Linked DNA regions of Mus musculus: all the other regions are linked to region 1. A link is a loop called in an ENCODE intact Hi-C map of the cell type or tissue named here. Cell type or tissue: left cerebral cortex. All regions are shown on one strand.

Evidence for each region. A loop is a pair of places that touch in the nucleus more often than their neighbours do. Peaks named below come from ENCODE experiments on the same cell type or tissue, not always from the same donor. Only the 100,000 strongest peaks of a DNase experiment are listed, where the experiment ranks them.
Region 2: a loop joins it to region 1, with 2.7 times the contacts of the local background. A loop is called at or near these places in 2 of 42 quality-filtered maps.
Region 3: a loop joins it to region 1, with 6 times the contacts of the local background. A loop is called at or near these places in 2 of 42 quality-filtered maps.
Region 4: a loop joins it to region 1, with 2.6 times the contacts of the local background. A loop is called at or near these places in 2 of 42 quality-filtered maps.
Region 5: it touches region 1 in a loop (2.4-fold over the local background); 2 of 42 quality-filtered maps call a loop at or near these places.
Region 6: it touches region 1 in a loop (6-fold over the local background); 3 of 42 quality-filtered maps call a loop at or near these places.

The regions. Positions count from the first base shown.
Region 1 is chr13:97,630,423-97,634,422 of GRCm38, forward strand. No RefSeq gene overlaps it. Among named protein-coding and RNA genes, the nearest start is that of Gm34087, 9.7 kb to the left of the region's middle. In left cerebral cortex, no CTCF peak of the experiment used is centred here; DNase peaks (open chromatin) are centred at 1,610, 1,847, 2,626 and 3,298; H3K27ac peaks cover 3,710 bases.
Region 2 is chr13:97,449,341-97,453,340 of GRCm38, forward strand. All of the region lies in intron 1 of Lncenc1 (long non-coding RNA, embryonic stem cells expressed 1), which reads left to right. Among named protein-coding and RNA genes, the nearest start is that of Lncenc1, 16 kb to the left of the region's middle. In left cerebral cortex, no CTCF peak of the experiment used is centred here; a DNase peak (open chromatin) is centred at 2,126; H3K27ac peaks cover 1,679 bases.
Region 3 is chr13:97,703,643-97,707,642 of GRCm38, forward strand. No RefSeq gene overlaps it. Among named protein-coding and RNA genes, the nearest start is that of 5330416C01Rik, 42 kb to the right of the region's middle. In left cerebral cortex, no CTCF peak of the experiment used is centred here; a DNase peak (open chromatin) is centred at 2,455; H3K27ac peaks cover 678 bases.
Region 4 is chr13:97,440,020-97,444,019 of GRCm38, forward strand. The region is part of intron 1 of Lncenc1 (long non-coding RNA, embryonic stem cells expressed 1); the gene reads left to right. Among named protein-coding and RNA genes, the nearest start is that of Lncenc1, 7.0 kb to the left of the region's middle. In left cerebral cortex, a CTCF peak has its summit at 2,489; DNase peaks (open chromatin) are centred at 1,106, 1,322, 1,969 and 2,552; H3K27ac peaks cover 2,225 bases.
Region 5 is chr13:97,915,666-97,919,665 of GRCm38, forward strand. All of the region lies in intron 35 of Arhgef28 (Rho guanine nucleotide exchange factor (GEF) 28), which reads right to left. Among named protein-coding and RNA genes, the nearest start is that of Gm34388, 24 kb to the left of the region's middle. In left cerebral cortex, no CTCF peak of the experiment used is centred here; DNase peaks (open chromatin) are centred at 2,163 and 2,669; H3K27ac peaks cover 1,542 bases.
Region 6 is chr13:97,490,009-97,494,008 of GRCm38, forward strand. The region is part of intron 1 of Lncenc1 (long non-coding RNA, embryonic stem cells expressed 1); the gene reads left to right. Among named protein-coding and RNA genes, the nearest start is that of Gm41030, 35 kb to the right of the region's middle. In left cerebral cortex, no CTCF peak of the experiment used is centred here; DNase peaks (open chromatin) are centred at 2,118, 2,690, 3,537 and 3,821; H3K27ac peaks cover 2,744 bases.

The sequences.
Region 1 (4,000 bases):
TGCAGGTCAAATTGTGTAATAGTGTGAGTGTGAGCCACTCACGGAATAAACGTGGGATCCCAGCATTTGGAAGAGTTGATTAGGAGGAGCTTGATTTCTAGGTCAGCCTACCTGTACCTCCCATTGAAAAATATTTAGCATATTTCTTACTTGTACAAATTTAACCAATACCGTAAAAATAAATCATAGATACTAATATATAATGTAGATTGTTAGGTTACAATCTATGGCATTATATTTATGCACAATATAAATATAAAATAAAAAGCAAAATCCCTCTTCAATAAATGACTTTCTGAAGGGCAAGGAAATCTAGCCACCTTTTACCTTCCGTGAACACAACCCAGTGTGGCTGAATTCACATGAATGCACTTACCATCTGAACCATCGAAGAACAGTCTACAGAAGTGGTTCTCAGCCTTCCTAGTGCTGCGACCCTTTAATACAGTTCCTCAGGTTGTGGTTGACCCCCAACCATAAAATCATTTTCATTGCTACTTCATAACCACAATTTTGCTACTGCTATGAATTGTAACACAAGTATCTGTCGTGCAGAGTATCTGATGTGTGACCCCTGTCGGGTTGAGACCTACAGGTTGGTCTATGGTCTTCATTTATGAATAAGTACTAATCAGAAAACCACACAGTCATAGAAGAGACAGTGTGCTGCTGTGAGCTATCCCAGCACAGAAGCACGGAGAAGCCCAGCTGGTCAGACTCAGAAGCAAACAATTCTTCCCAACTCCAGTACAGCCCTTCCCTGAGTGGAAGGATGATGATGTAATGATTGGGATGCTGGAGAGCAGGGTAGCTTGGTGAAGTATTGAAGGTCAGACCAAGGGGTGCTGATAAAGTGGACACTAGGAGGGAAAAATCTATTCGTCTAGGGCGATGGCACTAAGACTCAATCAAATGGCACTTAGATTCCACCTGAGAGTGGATTTTTTTTTTTCAAAGCCCTAACGGAACCAGTGCTTTCTCTATCAGCAAGTAATGGGAGCAAGCTTCTCTTCTTTCTCGTCCATCCCCCTGCCTTTGCATGTTTAGAATCCAGGAGGATCAGAGCCTGCCAGGTGACTTTCCCCTACGTATCACCATCCTCTGTGCAAAGCATTTGAAGCTGGCTGAGAAATGGCTATCCACACAGGTCATACCTCGTGTGGAAATCTGCCGATACCAAAGAGGGGAACTTGTGTCTCATGGAAGAGACATGAGCATCCTGCCCCTGTTGCTGTCCCCTGGTCCCTGAGTGCATGCCCAGGACACAGTCAGTTTCTCTAGGCTCTAGTCTCCTTGAATAGGAAACAAGAATAGAAGTCCATTCTTGTGTAGTATTGGGGCGGGGGGGGGGGGGAATCATCCCAGATGTTTCTAGTTCATTATTCATTGCCAGATTTCAAAGAACAAGAACATAGAGGAGTTTGCAAGAGTTTTGAAAACACTCCATGTCTGGGGAAAAAAAAAACCCAACCCAAAACCACAGATCATTTCATTGTGTTCTGCTGGAGCGAGAGGACGGGCGGTTTTCACTCATAGCATCGAGAACCTGCAGTTCCTGCTTTAGCTGAGCTGTCAAGTTATTTTCAGGAATCAGCTAGCCGCGTTTTAAGGTAGATGCATGTAAACTATAATATGACCATGTGAGGACAGGGAGTCTCCCAGACCTGTCCCCGGCTCTGTGTCTGCATAGATCTGACATATGCTTAACTCCTGCTGCTTCTCTTCCCGACTCGACCATCACCCACTAATCTGGTGTGTGATGAGGACCATGAACTTGGAGGAAGAAGCCTCTGCAAGTCCTCTGCCTTCGATGTCTATTTTTTTTTCTATCTACAGTAAGGGATGAGGTTTTAACACCTATCTCAGAACCGTGGGAGGACGAATGAAATCACACATATGATGTTCTCCTACTTTGCCAGGCAGCAAGGAAATGGTTTTTAAGTGTCGAGTTGTGGAATCTGTTTCCCATACCAGAAGACTCCGGGCATCCATTCCTCTGTGGCTTGCAATGCTGAGGCTATTCATCTTTGCTTTCTTGACATCTTTCTGTCTCTCTGTGCGTTATTCCCTTGGGTGAGGCTCATCAGTACCCCCCCGCACACACACAAACACACACATACACACACAAATACCCCACATGCACACCCCCCCACATGTACACACACACCCCACATGCACACACACATGCATGCACACACACACACACACACACATGCATGCACACACACACACACACACACACACACACACACACACACACACATACCACATGCACATACATACACACACACACACAGACTGCACATGACAAAACAATAGGAAAAAGCTAAAGGTGAAGTGTGTGTGTGTGTGTGTGTGTGTGTGTGTGCGCGCGCGCGCGTGCAGGTATGTATGCCTGTGAATCTGGAAACCAGAGGTCAACCTTAGATGTTGTTCACCAGGACATTGGCTGTCTTGATTTTTGAAACAGGATCTCTCACAAAGACTTGAGGTTTGCTGAGTCTGGCTAGCCAGTGAGCTTTCCCCAGCACCAGAATCCCAAGCCCAAACCATCATAGTTAGCTTTTGTATGGGTGCTGGGGATCAAATTAGATCCTCATGCTTGTATGGCAATCCCTTTAGTAACCGAGCCATTTCCCAATCCCGTGTGTGTTATTTTTGTGCACAAAAATATTGTGCACACCAGACTCCGCGTAGAACATGACATAAGGTAGAATAAACTTTATTTAAGCATCAGAGAGCAGAAATTTTGATGGGGATCAAACCTGAAGTTCACGAAGGGAGAAGTTCCTTAAGTATGCAGCGCTTCCTCTTACTGTGTTTGGAAGAGGCGGTATGATCCTGTTTCTCCTTTGCTGCCCTCTTTGAGCTCACTTCTCTTTGTCCTCACTTCTGCCTATTGTGATTGTTCTCGGTTGTGTTCTGGACCCCAACAAGATACTGCTGGCTTATCATTTAGCACCCATAAGCTATTTACATATGACACACGCTGTATGTATGCTCTGTGCTCCAGTTCCTCATCTTAGTAGACTACAGGAGTCCATGCCAGTCCCTGGAAATATTGACCTTGGTCTACAGCTCGACAATGAGTTAGTGACACAAGATGTTTGCCAGTGTCTTGAATAAAAAGGGACCCAGGGCAGCTCCCGGCTTAAACTTTCCATCCTGTGTAAAGAGCATGGGTCTCATTGCTTGCTCCGAATTAAACTAGCCCAGTGCTTAAATATTCATGCTTTGCTTATTTCGGGATATTTAATTTATTATGTATCACTTTTCTGGGGTTTTATATAAACTTGCCTGAGGACTTTTTTCCCCCAGTTTGAGTGCTGGCAGAATGTTCCCTTTTCTTTGGCAGTGTGTTGACGAGTTAAAGAAAGTCTGCTTAGCTGGGAAGATGATTTTCTTTTTACAGATTGCCCTTGCACCTTAATAAAAATGATAGTGGAGTCATTACCACCAGAATTAATTAGTCTTTAATGATCATTAGTGTGGTGTCCAATGTGAGGTTCCATTAAAACATCTGCTTAGTGTATTCCCAAGGCTGGAAGCTGTTCTGGGCTGCAGGATCAATTGAGGATGGCGAGAGTGAGGGAGAGGCAGATTTCTTCCTTTCTGTCCATCTCCCACTGAGAAAGACACTCTTGTCTCCCCCATCTCTCATATCCTCACCCACCGTCTCTGCCCTGTGAACTCATGGTGGGGTAGCCTAGAGAGATGACTGCTCCTTAGAGCAGGGGATCACATCTCCTTCTTCGGCTTCCCTTTTGCCTGACTTAGGCATGTGTGAATTCTGGCTGAGTCTGGGTCTGGTCTGGGGCAAGGGGCTGGGTCTGGGTCTGGATCTGGGGCGGGGCTAGGTCTGGGCCTGGGTCTTGGTCTGCATCTGAGGATGGAGCTGAGGCAGAGTTGGTGAAGGCTCAAAACTCCAGGGTAGCACAGACTATTTCTCCCCATATTTAAGATAAAGGAACCATTGATTAGAAGTCAAGAGACTCTCTGC
Region 2 (4,000 bases), 180 kb before region 1:
TTTAAGGAACATCTTCAGCAATAATTTCTAGCACTTGTGGATTCAAGGGAAAAATGTGCAAAATATCGATTTGTCACAGTTGCATGTCATTGTCACTCAGTCACTCCTAATGGAAGTCAGCTTCAAAATTGTTGGACGTTTCTTGGTGGAAGGTTTTTTTTCTTACTGTTGGTATCAGGACCTCCGAAACCCGTTACATCACATAGGCGGGACACGTAGACCAATTGCCAAGGCAACTGCCACCACATTCCCTGAATCAACTTGGCTCACCTCGCACCTTTACCTGGATTACGTCATCAGCCATATATAAAGAAAGTCGTCCCCCCCCCCCCGCCTCTTCCCCCCCTTTCTCTTTCTGCTTCCACCTTGCCCCTCTCTCTCCCAATAAACCTCTCTCTCCCAATAAACCTCATGTGGAACTGTTTGTCCTGGTGAGGTCCTTCTGAAGCCTTGAGACGTTCAAGATCATAACACTCTCAGATGTTACAAGCATCTTTGCAAGTTGTCTGCAGACTAAAGCATCCTGAACACCTGTCCGCAGATCAAATAGAAAATGCACTGAATTTTAACTGTGAGCTCTGAACTGTATCAGTGTATCAATTTCACTAGTGCTTAGCATAGCCTTGCCCTGTTGTAGATACAGGAAGAGCAAGAGCATGCACGTTGTTTAGTGGGATGGGAGCTAAGCTGTTGTGTCAGGCTTGCATTAACGCCTATATTCAGAGAACAACGAACCACTGTGAGAACACAGTTATGCTGGCTGGGAGACAGTTGCTTCCAGGTCTTGGTTGTAGGCTCTCCTGTCCTTCCGACGGTTCCAGCAAGGTCACCCTAGTTTGGATCTGCTGACAGTAGCAATCATGCTGAAGCTGCAGACCTCTGCAAGTTTACACTGTGACTGGACAATAATGCTTGGAATGTATATTGGGCCTTTCATCTTTGAAGTTCAATGTTCTAACTGTAATCTTTATGACTTCTTGGTGAGGTAGCAACTGGGGGATTGTTTTGATTTGAGGTAGAGGTGTGGACTTGTGGCAGACATCCAGGTTCAAGGGTCTGTTTGGGGTCCCTGCAGGAGTCAAGGCTGAGGTAGGAACAGAGATGGATATTTTGTAGCCCTATGTAGAAAATTTCTTTATTCTCTCTCTCTTTTTTTCAATTCAAAGGCAGTGTGTCACCCTCACCCCCACCCCCAACTCCCTGTAGGAAAGAAATATGTGCAAGGATTCTAGCTCATTCCAAGTATATTAAAAGTCAGAAGTGGAAATCAAATTACAAAGTCTAACTTTTCTAAAGTCTTTTCAAAGTACTTCTAAAGCCTTTGGTCTAAGAGCTGGGCTTAACTTGAAGCTTAGAATATATTCACGATCTCTGCTTTTCCCTCTCCGCCTGGCTGGTCTTACTTCCTTAAGGTAACAACTGCCTGTACTAGAACTCACAGGCTTGTTTTGCCCTGATGATTGCCAGCCGCACCGCACCGAGGCTTTCCAGAGATTACCTCCTCTCAGATCCTAACACAACAACAGCACTTTCAGATTCGAGACTTTATAATTAAGGCATGATGGTTATTTGCAGGACAGTGGAGGATTATCATGCAGATTAGAAACAGGTCTGTATAAATAATAATAAAACCTAAGGGGGTTGTACAGGCACATGAAAGAATCCATGTTAGATAACCAATAATATCTGCCTCCTTGAAAAATCTCATTAGCATTTATCAAGTAGTTAATGGTCTCAAAACACTTGACAGGTAATCCATAGAACATCCTTGGCAGATAATTAAATATTCTGATCTGAACTTGCAGGAGCAGACACACCAAGCATCCGTGAGACTTGACCGGAAGGATAAGACAGGAAGCCGCTGTTGGAGTAGGCAATCAATAACTGCACGTTCCTCAGCTCCTCAGAGACATGGCTGTCCACGCTGTTCTTCAGCGTGACCTTTCAGAGTCACGACGAAAACCCAGTCAAGGAGAAAACTTACTTTTCCTTTAGCAAACTCATATTTGGTTCAATAGAAATGCAGTGAATTTCCATAAAAATGATTCCATGGCTGCTGCCAGGCTTATTTGTAGAGGGTAAGTAGGATGCTACCCACTCACTGGTGAGCTCCGAGGTACAGGAACTTCGGCCCCCTCAGCTTGTGCGTTCTGAGGATTCTTAGGACAGCTGAGTGTATTTGCTGGGGATCTGACAGTGCTAGAGAAGGACTCCTTGTTCCAGCGCCTACAGCAACAGTGCCATTTTGGAAACGCTGTGCTGTACCGTGGTACAGAGAGGAAGTATTACAAACATTATCATGAGACATTCTTTAAGGTGCAATGAACGACTTCTTCCTTTTGTAAACTCACTTAAAGCCCTTCTTTGAGCTCCCTCTCAAATCTTATCTAGTAGTACTTTATATTGATAATGTAGGGCGAGCCAAGAGATTATGTTGGGGGTCTATATCGAGATAATACGTGGTAAGTATATGAAGAGGGCTTTAGATTAGTAACAAGTGAAAAAATTTCAACTTTGGAGAAAAGGTAAAAACAGACTTTTTCTTGTTTCTAGTTTTACTTGAAGATTTCTCACAGTACTAACACACACATACGCGCGCGCACACACACACACACACACACACACACACACACACACACACGCGTGCACACGCACACGCACTCACCTATGTGCGTGTGCAGCTGCTATGGATGGAACGCAGAGTCTTAGGCATGCCAAGCAAGTGCTTACCCCTGAGCCACATCCCCAGCTCCACTTTCAAGAATGGGTCTCACTGTGTCATTTAGACTGGCTTCCAACTGTCAGCCTTCCTGCCTCAGCCCACCAAGTGCTGGGACTATAGGACCAGGACCACCATACCTGGCTCTACTTTATTGTTTTTCTCTCAGTGCAGCTAAAACGTGACACAAAACAACCTCGGAGACAGAATTTTATTAAAAGACGTTAACCTTGACAAGTAAATGTTTCCTTTAACTGTTTCTTCTGGAGGAGCCATTTCCTCCCCCTCCCCAAACTTTCATTTTTTACATCAAAGACAATATGCTCAGTTGGTAATGGCCTAACCAAGTCCCGTGTGTCAGTTGTGCTTTCAACAGCTTTGCGTTGCTAGATACCTGTGAATGAGGGCTGTCTTCATTTTGTAGAGGGTGAAAGTCAGTCGGGTAATACAATAAGAAGGTCATACACTAATCTGTGAGGAAGTCAGGGTCTAAACCAGGGCAATCCAGCTGCAGGCTGTTAACCGATGTTTATAGCAATCGCCAAACAACCCTTTTGATCCTGGGGTGGGGTGGGGTGGGAATGTTGAAGACTTGTCACAGGAGAATAGGCTGTTTTTAGGAAGCTCTTCTCAGTGAGAAAAACCAGCAGAGTTGGCTTTAGTCATAAAATGTTTCCAACGTGACTAGTGACTTACACTTAGAGACAGTGCATTGACTCTGGGTTTACTAAAGGTATACATGATAGAGTATAGGAGCTTTCCTTCCACTGACTTTGATAACAGGAAAGGGAAGACAGGAGAACAGTGGAGAATCGTAAAGGAAAGGAGAGGGGGTAAAGGTGTAGTTTCTAATGGCTTAAGTCCTTCCTGGGCCTGATGCTTTGACTCAGCATAGATAGCATCCAACTACGTTCCTGTGTATATAAATCTACGTGTAGCATTTGTATGAAAGACCCTTTCCAAGGACCACATGCTATACATCCCTCGGGTGATAACAACTGCAGCGTTTGGAGTGAGTGCTGCCCACTGAGAGCCTCCCCGAGTTAACCTCTTAACAAAGTGCAGGGGACAGGATTTTCAAAGGGAAAGAAGCCCTGTGAAGCAGAGGCTGGGAAAGTCTGAAACTGCACCCAGATGGCCTTGCTGTTAGGCCTTATCTCACAGAGCCAGGGATGAAAGGTGAGAGGCCGGTCAACCTCTGTTTATTTCTGCCCTCCTGCTCTGTCTGATGCTTTGACCCCAGAGCTGCTCTTTGTATTCTCTTCCACCTCCTCCCTGCAG
Region 3 (4,000 bases), 73 kb after region 1:
CCTTTGCCTAATGTTTTAGTTATTCACTTCTTTGTTCTTTATGAAAGTATTTTTGTTGAATTAAAATAATTTTGAAGGTCAACAAGACAGCACTGTGAATAAAAGAACTTGTACCCAAACCTGGTGAGCTGAGTTTGATTCGTGGGACTAGCATAGTGCAAGGAGAAAAGTAACTCTGGCATGTTATCCTCTGACCTTCACGTGTACAGTACATGTGTGCATGCACACCTGTGCACACACATTCAATAAAACAACAACAACAATGATAATAATAATAATAATAAACTGTTTAAAATTTCTGTGAGGAGTCTCAGTATGCACCACAGGCTGATACTAAAGTTGCAATCCTTCTGTTTTAGCTCCCTGAGTACTAGAATTAAAGGAATGTTCCAACAAGTTCTTTGCTATTGATTTGTATAAATCCCTTACATATTGTGAATATATTAACCTCTGATAAGATAAGTAGTCCACAAGTATGTTCTATGTTCCTTCATTTTGTTGATTTCCTGCTGTGTATAGATGTATTTCAGTATCTTAAACATGTCTTTGTGCTTCAAGCAAAATTTTATGCATGTATTTCTAATTCACTTATACTTACCTAACTAAAAGGCTATTTCATAAGAAAATTTTTTGTACATAAAACAGTTTCAATCTCCATTTATGACCTTGTGCACCTTCAACTTAAAGATCTTTCTATACAGAAATCTACATGTGGGTCAAGTTTGAAACAAATAATTCAAGCTGTTTTACAACTTGGTAAGATGAACCTGACCAATTCAGTTTCAAGTGCTGTCCCAGAGTCTACGTGTAACTGCTTATTCTTTTGAGAGATTCTTGTCTTGATCTTAGCTACTTGGATAATTTGAATCAGTGTATGTGTGTATGGAGGTGCAAGCATACATATGTGTGTGTGTGTGTGTGTGTGGGTGTGTGTGTGTGTGTGAAAACCAGAGGACAATCTCAGGTACCACAGGTACTACCCATGCACTTTTTAAGATGGCGTCTTTCATTGCCTGGAGCTTGCTAAGTAGGATAACCTGGTGTGGTGGTTTGAATAAGAATGGCGTCCACAGGTTTGTAGATTTGAATGCCCGGTCATGAGGGAGTGGCATTATTTGAAAGGAGTGAAAGGTGTGGCCTTGTCGGAGGAAGTACATCACTGGGGAGTGAACTTTGAGGTTTCAGAAGCTCAAGCCAAGTCCAGTAGCTCTTTCTCTCATCCTGCTGCCTTCAGATCCAGATGTAGAACTCCAAGCCACCATGTCTGCCTGCATGCCACCATGCTCCTTGCTGTGAGGATAATAGATTAAACCTCTGAAAGTGTAAGCCAGCCCCAATTAAATGCTTTCATTTATAAGAGTTGCCTTCATTGTGGTGTCTCTTCACAGCAATAGAACACAGAGTAAGACAGCTGGTAGACCAGAAAGCCCCAGGGAGCTCCTTTGTCTTCACCTCCCCAGAGCAGAAATTATAAATTTGTACCACCACACCTGGCCTTTCTTATGTGAATTCTGGTAGAGTGAACTCAGGTCCTCACGCTTGAAAGGCAAGCTCTTCATTCACTGAGTTATGACTCCACTCCTTGTATTAATTTTTGATGACATAAAAAATTAATATACATTCAGCACCTTTATTCCCTTGGCAATTAATTTTCTCTCCCATTTCCTTTTGTTCATAAGCCCCCCATGTCCTGACGCTAAGCTTTTTGTTTTCACGACTCAACATTCACCATCCCTCTGTCTTAACCATCTCTCATCAGAGAGCATTTCTTTCCACATGAACTCCCATTGGAAGCTTCTACCTCTAATCCAAGGTAAAGGCTTGCTTTTTTTTTTTTTTCTCAATGTGTGTTTAAAATTATTTCCTAAGTATTTTCTATCCATGGGGAGTTGAGGTATGGGAAAATCTATAAGGGCTGTGTCTTTCTGATGGGTAAGTCACACACCTGTAGCAATCAACCATCCCTGTGGAAAGAGCCAGAATCAGAGAACAGTTTGGACACCTACCCACTGGGCACCAAGTCAGAAGTTCTTTTAGAACTACTGAAAGCCAATGGACTCGGCAGAACACTTTAGTAGAACTGTTCCTGGTTCCTTTCGACTTGATAATGATCAGAAAAATCAATGCACCACTAATAAGAACACGATGACTTTGAAATATGCAAGTATTTTGGCAAGTGTCACTTTTATAAGATAGAAATATATGTGATCTGTTTATTTTAAGTTGTGGCTTGTAATTTAGTGGATATTGGCTATAAATTTATCTAACTTTCTCATACTTTATACCACATTAGTAAAATTCAGTCTCTGGGCTTCTCCAGGCACATAGTGATTTTCCCAAGATGCTTAGCACTTCCCACTCTAGCCTGCTTCTTGGGCTTCGACTGCTGTGGGAGGCTCTACACCCTCACAAAATATGCACAGTCTATGTCTGGTTCCTTCCAGACCTGCCTTTGAGGAAATGAGAAATATGTGAGCCGGGGCGTAGGAACATGAAGTGAAGGTGCTTGCCTGCCTCGGCACACTTCCAAAATGAACACTGTATGAAAGGAGACATGGGACCACAAGGGTAAGCCTCCAAGTAGGGCAGTGATTGGAAGTTAGAACAGAGAGGGGATGAACACCTCTGCGATCTAGCTGGAAGAGTTGTATCAGCAACACTAAATAGGACCATAAGCCTCATTAGTCACCCTAGGAAATGGGGAGGTGCGTTGAGCTTCACAGTTCCAAGCCCACAATTCCTTAACAGGGAAATGGTTTCTCCTGCAATCAATTAATGAAGATTGCTGTTGAACCGATTTTTATAAAAATGACAATACAAATGGAAAAGTGACTTACACTAAGGTAGAAATGATTTTCTTACAGCCATGTTCTTATACTGACCTGCGGTAAACGTGAGAGCAAGCTGTTTATTAAATCATAACTCAGGAAAGATATTTCTTCGGGGAATTTAGCTAACGTGGTCCAGGCCCCAAATCTTTCTGCTGATTTATCTTGACATACAGAGAGCAGAGAGGACCTGGAAGGATGGATAGTCAGCCTGACTCGGAGACCCCCATTCTCAGGAATCCATTGTTTTGGTTGACACTAAGACAGGGGCCACGGACTGGTCCAAGTGTTTGAAAGCAGTGTGAGCTATGGGCTGTGATTTCAGGCAGCAATCCTGTAATCATAGCATGAGATGCTACGGTTTGAATGGATTGTCTATGAGTTACGTGTGATATGGGAATGTGATAACATTAAAAGGTGGTTATGTCATGAAGGTTCCTCCCTCATAAATGGGATTAGGATCCACACTGGGCAGTGCTTGCCAAGTCAGGGTGAGGACTGGAGTTTGGATTCCCAGAACCCCCACAAATGCCAATTGGGCATGGTGTCCTGTCTGTAGGATGTTCAGAGCAAGCTGGCTAGGCAGAGTAGCCATGTTGATGAGCTCTGGGTTAAAGAGGCCCTGCTTTAGTGAAAGAGCGATTGGCCATGATTCCTGACAGCTCCCTCTGGCTTCCACATGATTGTGCTCATTACCACACCTGTGGCATTCTGCCATAGCACACGTATGAGGTAAATAATAAGAGAGCCATTTTTTTCATGTAGGAGGTAGATTCCTGTTCCCCAGTTCAAGGCTATTGAAACATAAACTTTGCCGCAAATCTGGAGTAATGTTAAATCGTCGAAAGTCTGCATTATCCATAGACTGTGACAATCAGATGGTTTACCTCTGATGCATTCAAAGGTGGCATTCTCAGTTGTTGGCCTAATGGCATGGCATCTCAATGACCTGTCTGACCTTCTTATCCACAGAGACAGTAGGCAGTTTCCTTGAGAGAGCCATTCGACATGGTCCCAAGGACCAATTCAAATGTCAAGAAGCTGCCATGTCATCTCCTCTGAAATCATGGCCTAGAAGAAATGGGTTGTATAGACAAAGAGTTTCCTAGTTGTTATTTTAACTCACAGAGATTCTGATCCCTGAGTGGCACTGGGAGACATGAACCTAATAA
Region 4 (4,000 bases), 190 kb before region 1:
ACACAAAGAACTCTGATCTGAACTCCGGAGGCCACTGTACCTTGGGGTAAAGGACCTTCTAGGTTCCAACTAGGGTGGTGAACCCCAGAGAAGAACCTAGACTTTTGACATATGAATGTTTTAGGTTTAAATTTTGTGTAGATATGCATGTGAGTGTGGTATATATGTGTTAGATATTGACTTCTGAGTGTGCTTATGTGTGTACGCGCAGAGGCCTGAGGAAGATGTTGGATGGATGCTCAGTCCTGTTGATCTCCCTTGAGGTCTCTCATGGAACCTTGAGACAGACTTGCATCCTGCAAGTCTCTTTCATCCCTCTGTCTCCACACCCCTCAGCACTGAGGTTACCGTGGTGTGGGGTCAAGCTCAGCTTTTTGTTAGGGTGCGGGCATCCTACCCAGGTCCCTCACACTTGTGACGCTGCCACTCCTACCCACTGAGCTATCTCCCTCATCACATCTCCTTTTAGATCCAAATAAGCACTTTCCAACAGTAATTCTCAGTTCTTTCCTGTATGTAGCTTGCATAGTGAAGTTGGCTAATGTGAATTTCATAAGTTCGTGAAAATCTGTGTCAGCCAAGGGACCCACTAGTATCTACTGAGAGGCAAGAGGGGCCAGAATATGAGAAAAATCTATACACAGGAAGTCCGAGGGGGGGGGGAGGATGCAGACATTGCAAAGAGAATAGGTTTTGCAGAAGATGGCTGACACATTTGACTTTATTCATGATAGTTTTACCATGTAAACTAGATGATTTTTGGCAAGGGTTTGAATGGAGTGCAATTTATTCCATTTTTTTTCTTTACACACACACACACACACACACACACACACACACACACACTGAAGGAAAAAGCAACAGTGTTTTCAGAAGAACAGCATGAGTTATTCACTTAGAGAATGTTTAGTCTTGCAAGGAGTTGACACGATAGAGTACTGTCCCTGACACCTCTGTCTCTCACTACCACCCCAAAGATCTCCAGGCCCTGTCACGTTACAGCGCACAGAGACTGCATAGCTGTGACTAGTACAAGAATCTTGAAGACAGAGTTTGTTTTCTGGATGGGCCAATGCACTCTCAGAAGAGGAAGGTAGGAGTGTTAGGTCAGGAGGGAGGCAGAAAGCTGGGTCAGGGCATGTGCATACAGAAGCAGAAATCAGCGTGATGCCAATCCTGGAAGCAAGCTGGGAGCAAAAGAAACCAAAGGAGCCAGGCATCCAGCAACCGGAGAGGGCAGGAACTGGAGAGTCTCTGCAGAAGCCTCTAGAAGAAATGCAGTGCTGTACTGACACCCAACTTTAGCCCTTAGTACCCACTCTGGCCATCTGACTTCCACTTTGTTAAAGTTACATTGTTTCAAGCTATTACGGTCTGAGTTCCTTGTTACATCAGCAAGAGGAAACTAATAATAAACCTAGTGAGTGGTTGGATCGCTTGGAGTTTATATTGTTTCTGCATTCTAGACCTGCTCTTAAGTGTCCTATGTGATAATTCACTTCACATGTTCTTCTTTTGTAAGCCGTACCTCTCTATGTGTGCTCTATGTGTGTGTGTGTCTGTCTGTCTGTGTGGTAGTGCTAGGAGGTCCTGAAGATGGAACCCAGGGTCTTGAAAGCTCCACCCTGTCCCACTCTTGCTTTTACACGCCCATCTCTATTAGCGGAGAGCCCCCAGGGGAAGAACAGCCTTATTCTAGCTCCGTGTCTCTGCGTGGGCGCCGTGCTCCGTGTGGGGGCCTTGCACATTTGCTGAGTAAGCGACTCAAGAAAAGTGCCTGGGAGACAGGTTTCAAGTGGATTCATTGTGACTGTCCTCTCTGGTTTGGTTAGATGGGGGGGGGGGTGTCACTCTTCAATTTGAAGATAACAACCTTAGAAGAAAGGCCCAGCCTTGCCCCAGCCTTCACACTGTGTGTGCCTCTGGAATGACTCTTCTTTTTGGATGCAGTCTGCCCTGGGAGCTGTGGGCTGAGTTCCTGTGAGATTTGTTGTCTCTGCTGGATTCCATACCAACAGAAGCTGGGTTCTTGAGAGAACTGCTTCTTTTTTTTTTCTTTTTTCGTTCTTGCTAGAGTTCCTGTGGAATCTAGAGAGTGTAGTGTGAACTTAGAATTACGGCTTTTCTATGTCAGCAGTTCTTGGGGTGGGGGGTCCTCTGCCTCAGGGTGCTGAAGAAAGTCTCTTTGTCACCTGTCACAATACTACCTCCCTCTACCTGAGAACTGATTTCTTTGTTTCTCTTCTCCCCCCTTCTCTATATATGGAACTTTCCTTTCCCCAGCATTGGGGCATAACATGCCCCTCCCCCACCCAGCTTCCACCCCCTGCTTCTGTTTCCCTCTAACCCAGCTTGCCGGGTCTTTGTCTGCTGCTGGTGACAAGCAGTTCAGGAGTTCACAGCACACATTCTCATGGTGAAGACAACTTCCTTTTCAAAGAGGTCCCTGGGCATTTCTAAAATGAAGCCCTAGAGGAAGAGGAGGAGGCTGTGCCGCCCGCCGGCTCTGCCTCTGTCACTGCACAGATCCCCCACATTGTCGTTAACCGAATAGAGGAGGAAGTGGGCATCTAGCACAGGAAGCTAGGAAGAGGAGGAGGATGTGCGCCGGCTCTGCCTTTGTCGCTGCACAGATCCCCGCATTGTGCTAGCTTCCTGTGTGAGATGCTCACCTCCTCTACCAGGTTAGCGACAGCTCTCTCTAAAACACATGTTGGGCTGAAAGACTGGTTTTCCCTGACAGATGAAGGAATTTCCATAAAGATAATTAAAATAATGTGAAAGGCATATATGGCCCACACACCTGAAACCAGGGACTTGGCAGATTTTCCTACACCACATACACAGGGGCATTAGTGACTAAGGTAAGAACAACCCAAGTGTCCACCAGCAGAGTAGATAATGTTTGAATGCATAAACAAATGTGGCATTTGCATACAATGGGACATTAACCTTAGAAAAGGGTGATATTCTGATATCTGATGCAGGCTACAACATGAGTCACCCTTGAATACATTTTGCAGAGTGAAGTAAGCCAGATACAGAAAGATAAGTACTGTGCTGTTCCGCCTCTGTGGGAGAACTGAAAACTCACAGAACTGTGGTCACCAGAGGCCTGGGGAGAGGGGCCATGGAGTTACAGTCTAAGGGGTCAGCTGTTCAAGGAGGTGGATGCACACTAACATGCATCGGTTTAATCACTAGGTACTCATCATCAAGTCTTTTTGTTTTTGTTTTGTTTTGTTTTGTTTTGTTTTGTTTTGTTTTTGTTTTGTTTTTTCGAGACAGGGTTTCTCTGTATAGCCCTGGCTGTCCTGGAACTCACACACTCTGTAGACCAGGCTGACCTCGAACTCAGAAATCTACCTGCCTCTGCCTCCCAAGTGCTGGAATTCAAGGCGTGCACCACCACTACCCGGCGTCATCCAGTCTCAATGAAACTGACCAGTGCACTTGGTGTGGTGACACTTGGTGTGGTGACACTTGGTGTGGTGACACTTGGTGTGGTGACACTGGTAGAGCTTACCTTGGCCGTCCTTTTACCACAATAGAAAATGGGAACAACGAGGAATATGGGCATTATAATTTTGCTGTTTCTTCATTATTTATTTTTCTTTTTTGGCCAAGGCTGCAAGTAGAAGGTTCAAACGATGTACAAATAGTTGGAGATTTACCAACCAACATCGCTGCTGTTTGTGTATCATCTATGCTGTGATGTGAATAACACTTATTCAAACACCAATGAGAATACATTTTCCTCCTAAGTAATTTTTTTCCCTGTGACTTTTGTACACCAATCTAGGAAAGAAAACATATCTATTGAGACAAATACATGCTTTCAAAGGTCACCAAAATAAACTTGGTGACTGTGGCAACCCTTGGAACTGGGCAGAGGAACCTGCATTTTGCAATGCTTGCGCACACACTGAATGATACTACTTGTCCTGGGTTCCCTGACTTCATACAGGAAATATGTGACCTCCGGGTCCTCAGGCTCTCT
Region 5 (4,000 bases), 290 kb after region 1:
TCATCCTGGCCAGGTTGGTTTGGTTTGGTTTGGTTCTGGGTTAGTGCTGATGCAGTCATTTAGCCAAACCCTCTGCAAAACACTTCTGGAATGTGTCTGAACCATGTCACCAAGTTAAACAATGATCTCACTAACAATCTTGAAAATAACTATCCCAGAAGGAGTCTGTCTGTCTGTCTGTCTGTCTGATGAAATCGATGCTTTATGGTGAGCACACTTTGATCTATAATTTAAAAAAGAAATTGAATTTAATCCTGGCCCCATCCTGTCAGTAGGATAATGAGATAGCTACTGGGTCCTTTAAGTTATGGGAAGAGATTGAATCTGGCATATCTATCTATCTATCCATCCTATCTCCTTATCCAAATGTCTACATCTGTCATCTGACACATATAAAGCGGAAATATTTTAATTTTCTGGCAGGAACATTTGTAAAAGATAATCCTTCTATATTTTACCAAGAATCGTAGAAACTACCACAATGCAGTAACTTCTGTAAACTACTTAGAAATTTGTTATGTGTTTGATTGTTATTATTATAGTGTGTGTGTGTACACCTGACGTCAGGAGGGGAGACGCATGCTGCAGCATGCACGTGTGGAGGTCAGAAGACATTTTGTAGAGTTTTTTTCTTTCCTCCCACCTTTCTGTGTGTTCCTTGGGTTGAACAAAACAAATACTTTTACTCACTGAGTCATCTTGTCCACCCCAATTGCCTACTTTTAATGTGAATTTTCCCAGTAGTGTTTGCTCCCAGCTCAGACAATGGAGATTTCAGGTATTTCCTTCCTGTTCATGAAAGTAACCGACTCAAAGCCAGCACAGAACAGAGCAACTCACAAAAGTCAGTCTGCGTTTTCACAGCGCTTTACCTCAGGCTGAGCATCATCTAAGTTTAAAAAACAAAAGCAGGCTGTGGAAATGGCTCAGTAATTAACAGTATCTGGTGCTCTGTCAGAGCTCTGAAGTTTAGTACCTAGGATCTACACTAGGTGACTCCATGGGCCACACACACACACACACACACACACACACACACACACACACACACACGAGTCTTAGTTAAGGGTTTTAATGTTTGGATGAAACACCATGAACATAAGCAAGCAGGGGAGGAGAGTGTTTATCTTGCTTACACTTGAATACCATAGTCCATCATCAAAGGAAATCAGGACGGAAACTCGGACATGTTAAGAGCCACAAGCAAGTACTGGCACAGAAACCATGGAGAGCTGCTGCTTATTGGCTTACTCCTCCTGGCTTGCTTAGCATGCTTTTTCATAGCACACAGGACCACCAGCCCAGGGATGGTCCCGCCCATATTAGACTGGGCCCTCCTACTTCAGTCACCAACCAAGAAAGTACACTACAGGCTTGTTCACAGTCCAATCTTATGGAGGTGTTTTCTCACATATGAGTCCCTCTTCCCAATGACTCTAACATGTGCCAAGCTGATGTAAAACTAACCCCCACAGATATCCCTACACATAAGTAAATGATAAATCTTTAAAAAAGCAAAAACCCAAATACACAAACATAACTCTGTAGGTAGCTGTAATGGTTTGTGTATGTTCAGCCCAGGGAGTGGCAGGATTAGAAGGTGTGGAGTAGGTTTGTCGCTGTGGGTATGGGTTATAAGACTCTCATTCTAGCTGCCTGGAAGGCAGTATTCTGCTAGCAGCCTTCAGATGAAGATGTAGAACTCTCAGCTCCTCCTGCACTGTGCCTGCCTGGATGCTGCCATGTTACCACCTTGATGATAATGGACTGAACCTCTGAACCTGTAAGCCAGCCCCAAGTAAATGTTGTCCTTATAAGGGTTGCCTTGGTCATGGTGTCTGTTCACAGCAGAAAAACAGCTAACTAAGACATTAGCTGAGTGGAGCACTCTACAAAAAGGCTAAATACTCTTTGGAGGATGACCAAACTCTCATGATGGCTGTGGTTTCAGGTCACAGACCTCAGGAGACATCAATAGGCAAGTTCAATTCCTTATACTGTGACCCCCCATTACTACATGCTTGCTAACGGACCATCATTGGATAAAATGATTACCACACTGTCTTCCTTCCCCGCCAGTCTTCAAGTTGATGGCAAGTAGTTTGCATATGTAAAACAAAAACTGCATTATTTTAGGATTCCCGCTGAACAGGAGCATGAAGAAACTAAAAATAGAGGACAGGCTCCATTTGTAATGATCCTGCCAATCTGGACAAACATATATGACTTTTCGGTAGGCATAAATCCATTCCAAGTCAGACATTCAATCCACTCGTTGGAAGTAAACCAGCTTTGAAAACCTTTAGCTTCTATAAAGGGGGGCTGGGGGGGGCTGGTTTTGAATCAGATGGAATAGGTGCCAGGCTTGCATATTCTTGCTGCAAGAATATTCTAAAGACAGAAACATAAGAACATCTATAAAGACCCACTGTATGTATGCCTCAGGGTTTAGGCTCATAGGATTTTAATATTAAATAGATGCATATTTACCATGCTAAAATTAGGAGGAGAGACCCATCCCAGCTAAGCAGTTAACTATAAGCATCCATCTGAACTGACAAGAAGACAGGCTGAAGATGCCGAACACAGGACCCAAAAGCTTCTGGCAAAGCTATCTGCCGTGAAAGCTGCTTGACTTCTCATCTCACGCTACCCCACATCCTGCCATCTGCAAATGTCATGGATTGCCAGGGTAGCAACATGCATACTTTCTAAGACATCCCTAAAACGTGGTTGCTCGCAATTGGGCATGATTGCCCTGAATCCAGGGAAAAAGCACAAAGCCATTTTCCTGCTATGGATTCTCATAACAAGAACTAAGGACAAATCATTCCAGAGTCACTGGAACGGCAAAACTCAGAATCCACAAGAAAGTACTCAGGCTTCCTATTTTATAAAACCACCTCCTCGTTTGGTGTTTTGCATGAAGAGTCTTAAGCACGCAATTCCTGTTGTTTGTTTCTGGTAGATTTATGAGACTCACGGAGGGCAATGCCCTCGATGCAGCAACACACCATTCTTGCATGATTAATTGATGGCAAATCGCTGCACAGGGTGCCAAGATCACTGGTAGGAAGAAGTCATTAAAGAAAATTAAATCTCTGCCAGTGCTTTGCTTGTAAATGTTTCCTCCAAAGCCTTAGAGCACCAGGTTAGGGAAAGCAAATGCAGCCACACCTCCAAGAAAGCGGAGCCTCCTATGTTTCTTCTGCATGATCCCTGGGGTCTGTAATCAAACCAAGCATCTAGCACGCTATGTTTTAGAAAGGAAATCTGGGCAGAGAGTGATGGGGAAAAGGGGGTATTTATATTTGGGGGTTAAAGAAATGGATCAGTGGATAAAGTGCTTGTTGCTCAAGCATGAGAACAAAATTCAGGTCCCCAAGACCCATATAAAAGCCAGGCATAGTGGTATCTCAGTGTTGTGCTTCTTAGTGGGCAATAGGAGGATGCCCAGAGCTTGCTGGTAAGCTAGCCTAGCTGAAATAATGAGATACTTTACAAATATGATGGGGAGTGAGAGAGGAAGACAACAGACTTCAACCTCTGGCCTCTGTATTTGTGCATACATGTGTGTGCATTGTATATATACAGGCATGTAGGCCACATGAACACACATGCACACATACAAAAAGAAAAAAAGAAAAAATGTTGTTTTAGACTTTGAAAAGCTTTACTGTGTAATTGTACAAAGAAAGACTCAGTGTTCTATCTTACATATTGTGAAACTTTTGGGCACCTACAGTTTTTTCTAGGTAAAATCTTCCAACCAAACATTAACATATCAAATTAAATTGAATTAATACTAACTATATATATATGATATTTGACCCATTATCCAAGGAGGGTGATTTATTATGACAAATTAACATCTGCACAGACTTATTTATCATCTTGTCCAAGGTCTGATCACAGTCATTTCCCCTCCTTAGCCAGAATGTGAAATGTGTTTCAGTCTGGCAAAACAGGGGGTATACTTCTACAGATGACAGCACGCTCA
Region 6 (4,000 bases), 140 kb before region 1:
TAAGCTGGCTGCTTAGTTTCTCATGTGGCTGAGTTGATTTTCTCGATCAGGCTAATTTAGACAAATTTTCCCGAAGCCGAGGGTAGACAGGGTTAAGATTAAAAATGGTTCTGACTTTTGACAACTGAAGGCCAAGAACCTGCCAGCCTCTTACAGCATGGGAAGCTTTAAAAAGCTGAGGAACAGGCCTGAGGTCATGTTTGGGTCAAAGACAGGAAGGACTGAGGGTAAAGTATTTTACCTTTCTATCTGGTACTTAATATGCCTCCTAATTGCAGGACATTCCTTAGGCATCGCCACACACGTAATTTCTGCTAATTGGCTTATGTAACACATGCATGATTATTGCTTTTCAATGGAAGCAACTCTGTGCATTTCCTGTGCTTCTTTCCCTAGTTCCGTACTCTGTGGGTGGTTTGGCCCCGGGTTTGGTGTTCCCTAGACCTTTCGATTCTGATTTTTAACTCCAAACATTTCTCCAAATTCTACGCAGTGTCAATGGAAAACAATTAGATAACGCAATCAACAGGCTGGAGAGAAGAAGTTTGGTTTGGAGTGAGAATCTCTGTGCAGTTAGCAAAATACAGTTACACTAATTTATATTGCTTGTATTCCATCTGCTTTCTGGTTTAAAACGTCTTGGATTGCCTCAGACTCTGTATATGTAATATTTTCCATTTACAAAAATGTCCTGCATCACCCATCAGCGCCCCCCCCCCGCTCTTTCTTTCTTTCTTTCTTTCTTTCTTTCTTTCTTTCTTTCTTTCTTTCTTTCTTTCTTTCTTTCTTTCTTTTTAAAGAGAGCTTTTGAAAACTGATACTGGCTAGTCTGTGATTTGGTTCTTGATCTTATAGGTAGAGCCTAACAAGATCATCGAGGGGGACTTTGAGGACTGAGATGTCTGTGTTGTGGACTCAGTGCAAATTCTACCCCAAAAGCCAGGAGCTTAGAGCCGCTGAGCTTTGCAGCAGCGCTCACGTTATTATCCAGAAAATTCCTCCTGCGCCTCTGTCTTTCTACCACCGACCCCTGGTTATGCTTTAATGCAAGCTGCCTACATGCCTTCATGGAACTGCTAATTGCTTTGGAGCCATAGAAGCATGGATGTTTATAAACTTTTTTTTCTTCCTTACTTGGGTTACAAAAGGATGGCGTAGGAATGGATGAAAATTGATGATTACAGGAAAATGTCATGCAAGCAACGGAAGTCTCTGGGATTCCCGGAGGCGAGGGGAATGGATGTAGAGAGTGGATGTAGGGGTGAAGGTGGGGGTTCTGTCTGAGGACATGGCACTTCAGGGGGTGGTTGTGGAGGTGGGACTGGGGGTGGTGGAGGTGAGAAAGTGGAGGCTCTCTCAGAGGACTTGGCTCTCTCAGTCTGCTTGTTTTCTTGCCAGCAGCTGGACAGTTCGCTTTTGTTGACAGTATTGGGAAAAGAAGGGAAGAATGCCACAGAGGCAGGAAGGGGGCTCATCGATTCCAGCTTCACTGCCTGGATTTTCACGGGATAAATAGGACTGTTTGGAAGGCTAATTTACAGGCCCTTTTTATGGTAATAAACATTGTTTAGAAGACAACTGAAAGTTCTTCGTCTTAAGACATGAGAAAGAATTCCTGTCTTGCCTCTTGGAACACAGCACTATTTATTTAGTTTACACTTTACCCTGCAAAACTGTCTTCTATGAACACGATGATGTCTTACATTTGCATGCTACTTTCTAGCTGAATTTCATGGGCGTTATTTCTCTGTTGAAGAGCATCTTTATGTTATTGGTGCAGGTGTAGGAATGAAGAGAAAAGCAATTTATATGGGAAACACGTCAAGATGGAGGACCTAGGGCCAGGTAAAAGGCTTGTGGCTATAAATAGCACCTGTCAGTTTAAGATACTCCTGACTTGCCTAGGAGATTTTCTGGACAAACCTCCTAGAAAGGAGCCTGCATGTGTTTTGTTGGAGAAGTCTCATCTTCTAGAAGCAGCACTTGTCCCAGAAATGCTCTACTGCTTCAAAGCTGCTTGAAGCCATGCCTAAGGTGTCGGCAAAGTGCCATGCACACGCCCTGGCTGGGCTCTACGGAAAGACCATCCAGTCATTACTATCGTCTCTTTGCCAGCTTAGCCTAGGGAAGGGCTCAAAGATAGATATTACTTCCAAATAGCAGCTTGGCTCTATTTTGGGGACTTTCAGTATTTCTATATTACCGGCTGACATTCTGAAAGAGTCAGAGACAGACAGGTTTGATGAGCCATGGAAAACATAAAGAACCTCAGGTTTGGTGTCTGTGTAGGGATGTCACTTTCCCTGTGTTTGACTACAGTGTGGAGCTCAATGTGGGGTTGCTGCTTCTCCAGCCTCTTAGGAAAGGTGACACTCCTTGAATGTGTAGGGTCAACGCTATCCTTACTTGAGCTTGACATATTCATGATTTTGTTGTGCCTTCCTGGTCAATTGCCAGAGTTTAATAGAATGCCCTAGAACTGACACTCCTTCTTCAATTGTAATGGGTAATACTGATTTCCTACTTTCCAAGCTCTCGGATCGCTTAGGAGACAAACCTTTGGCATATCTGTGAGGCATTTTTCTAGTCTGCATTAATGGAGGTGGAAACACCCACTTCCAATGTGGGCAGCGCCATCCACGGGGAAGCGGAACACGAGCACTCACCTCTCTGTTTCTCGACTTCGGATGAGATGTGACTCATGCGGCCGACGGGGCGGAGTAGGATGGTGTGACATTCTGTGATGCTACTCAAAATGATACATATCTTAAAACTTGAGAACTACTTATTTATAGAACCTTTCGTTTAAACATCTGAGAGGGTAGTTAGTCCCAGGTGAGGCGGCCTGTCAGAATGGAGAGCTCAGACGAGAAGGGGAACTACCTGGTATGAGTGTCAGGTCTGGAGGACTCAACCCTCATGAATGGAATTAATGTCTATTTGGATAACTGACAGATTCCTGCCTTCCGGAATAAAATGCACATTGCTTTGGGGAAAGTTTCAGGTTCATAAGTTCTTCATCCAGGGTCCTTTCAGTAGATAGGTGAGGGATTATCTGGAACAGGCAAGGGCCCTTAATGTCATTGTGCGTCATCATGCCAGTGTCTCTAAAACCTTACCTCTTAACCTCTCCTCATCTTTTACCAGTTGCTGGTCCTGTGATCCTCCTGGGACAGTAAAGCCACACAGGGCAGCAAGAGCAGCCTTTCTGTTGCCGGAGATATTCTGTGGGTATTGATTCGGCTCCCTCTGACTTACTTACAATGAGCTCCCAACACAATCGAAGTGATGTATAAAACCGTGAGGCTGGAGCTTCGGCCAAGCAGAGGCAGTATGCAATACATAAAAGCTGGAAGCCCCCCTTCCCCCCCCCCCCCCCCGCCGCGCTTCTGTGACACTTCCAGCTGGAAGATGAATCGGAGCCACACATTCCAGCTCTGCTTGGGTAGCACGGAAATATGCAAGCTGCAATCATCTAGGTATGCTCACTACAGCTAAAGTGGTGCTGTGGTGCCAGTGCCACGTGCCGCGAAGGCTGCCAGCGAGCATTTTTTCCAAGGACCGATTATTGGGAAATTCAGCCTTTCCTCCTCTCGCTCCCCAACCATTCATGGAAAGGTTGCCATGTGCCAGGAAGCCCGACTATTTCAGTCAGTCATGAAGCCATCTAAGCACAGGTGTTGGAAGAGGTCAGCCTTTGAGCCGTGATTTAATACTTAAAGGTTTGTGGATAGTACCTTTTACATTAGTTGCCTAAGTGTTAGAAGGGTCCCTAGTGTGGGGTGAACACGTCCTCATAGTTAAATCGGGAGGCTTTCTCTTAAAAGTGCTCAGTGTGGACCAAAAGTTACATAAGCGCTTTGCCTTAAAGGCTATCCAGTTGGTCTTTCACTTTAGTTCAGGCTTAAAGAACAAAAATAGCTTTCTGGTTTTGTCTCCTTCTGGACGAGTGGCCATCTGTTTACCGTTTAATATCACCAGCTCATGACTTTTCAAGGAA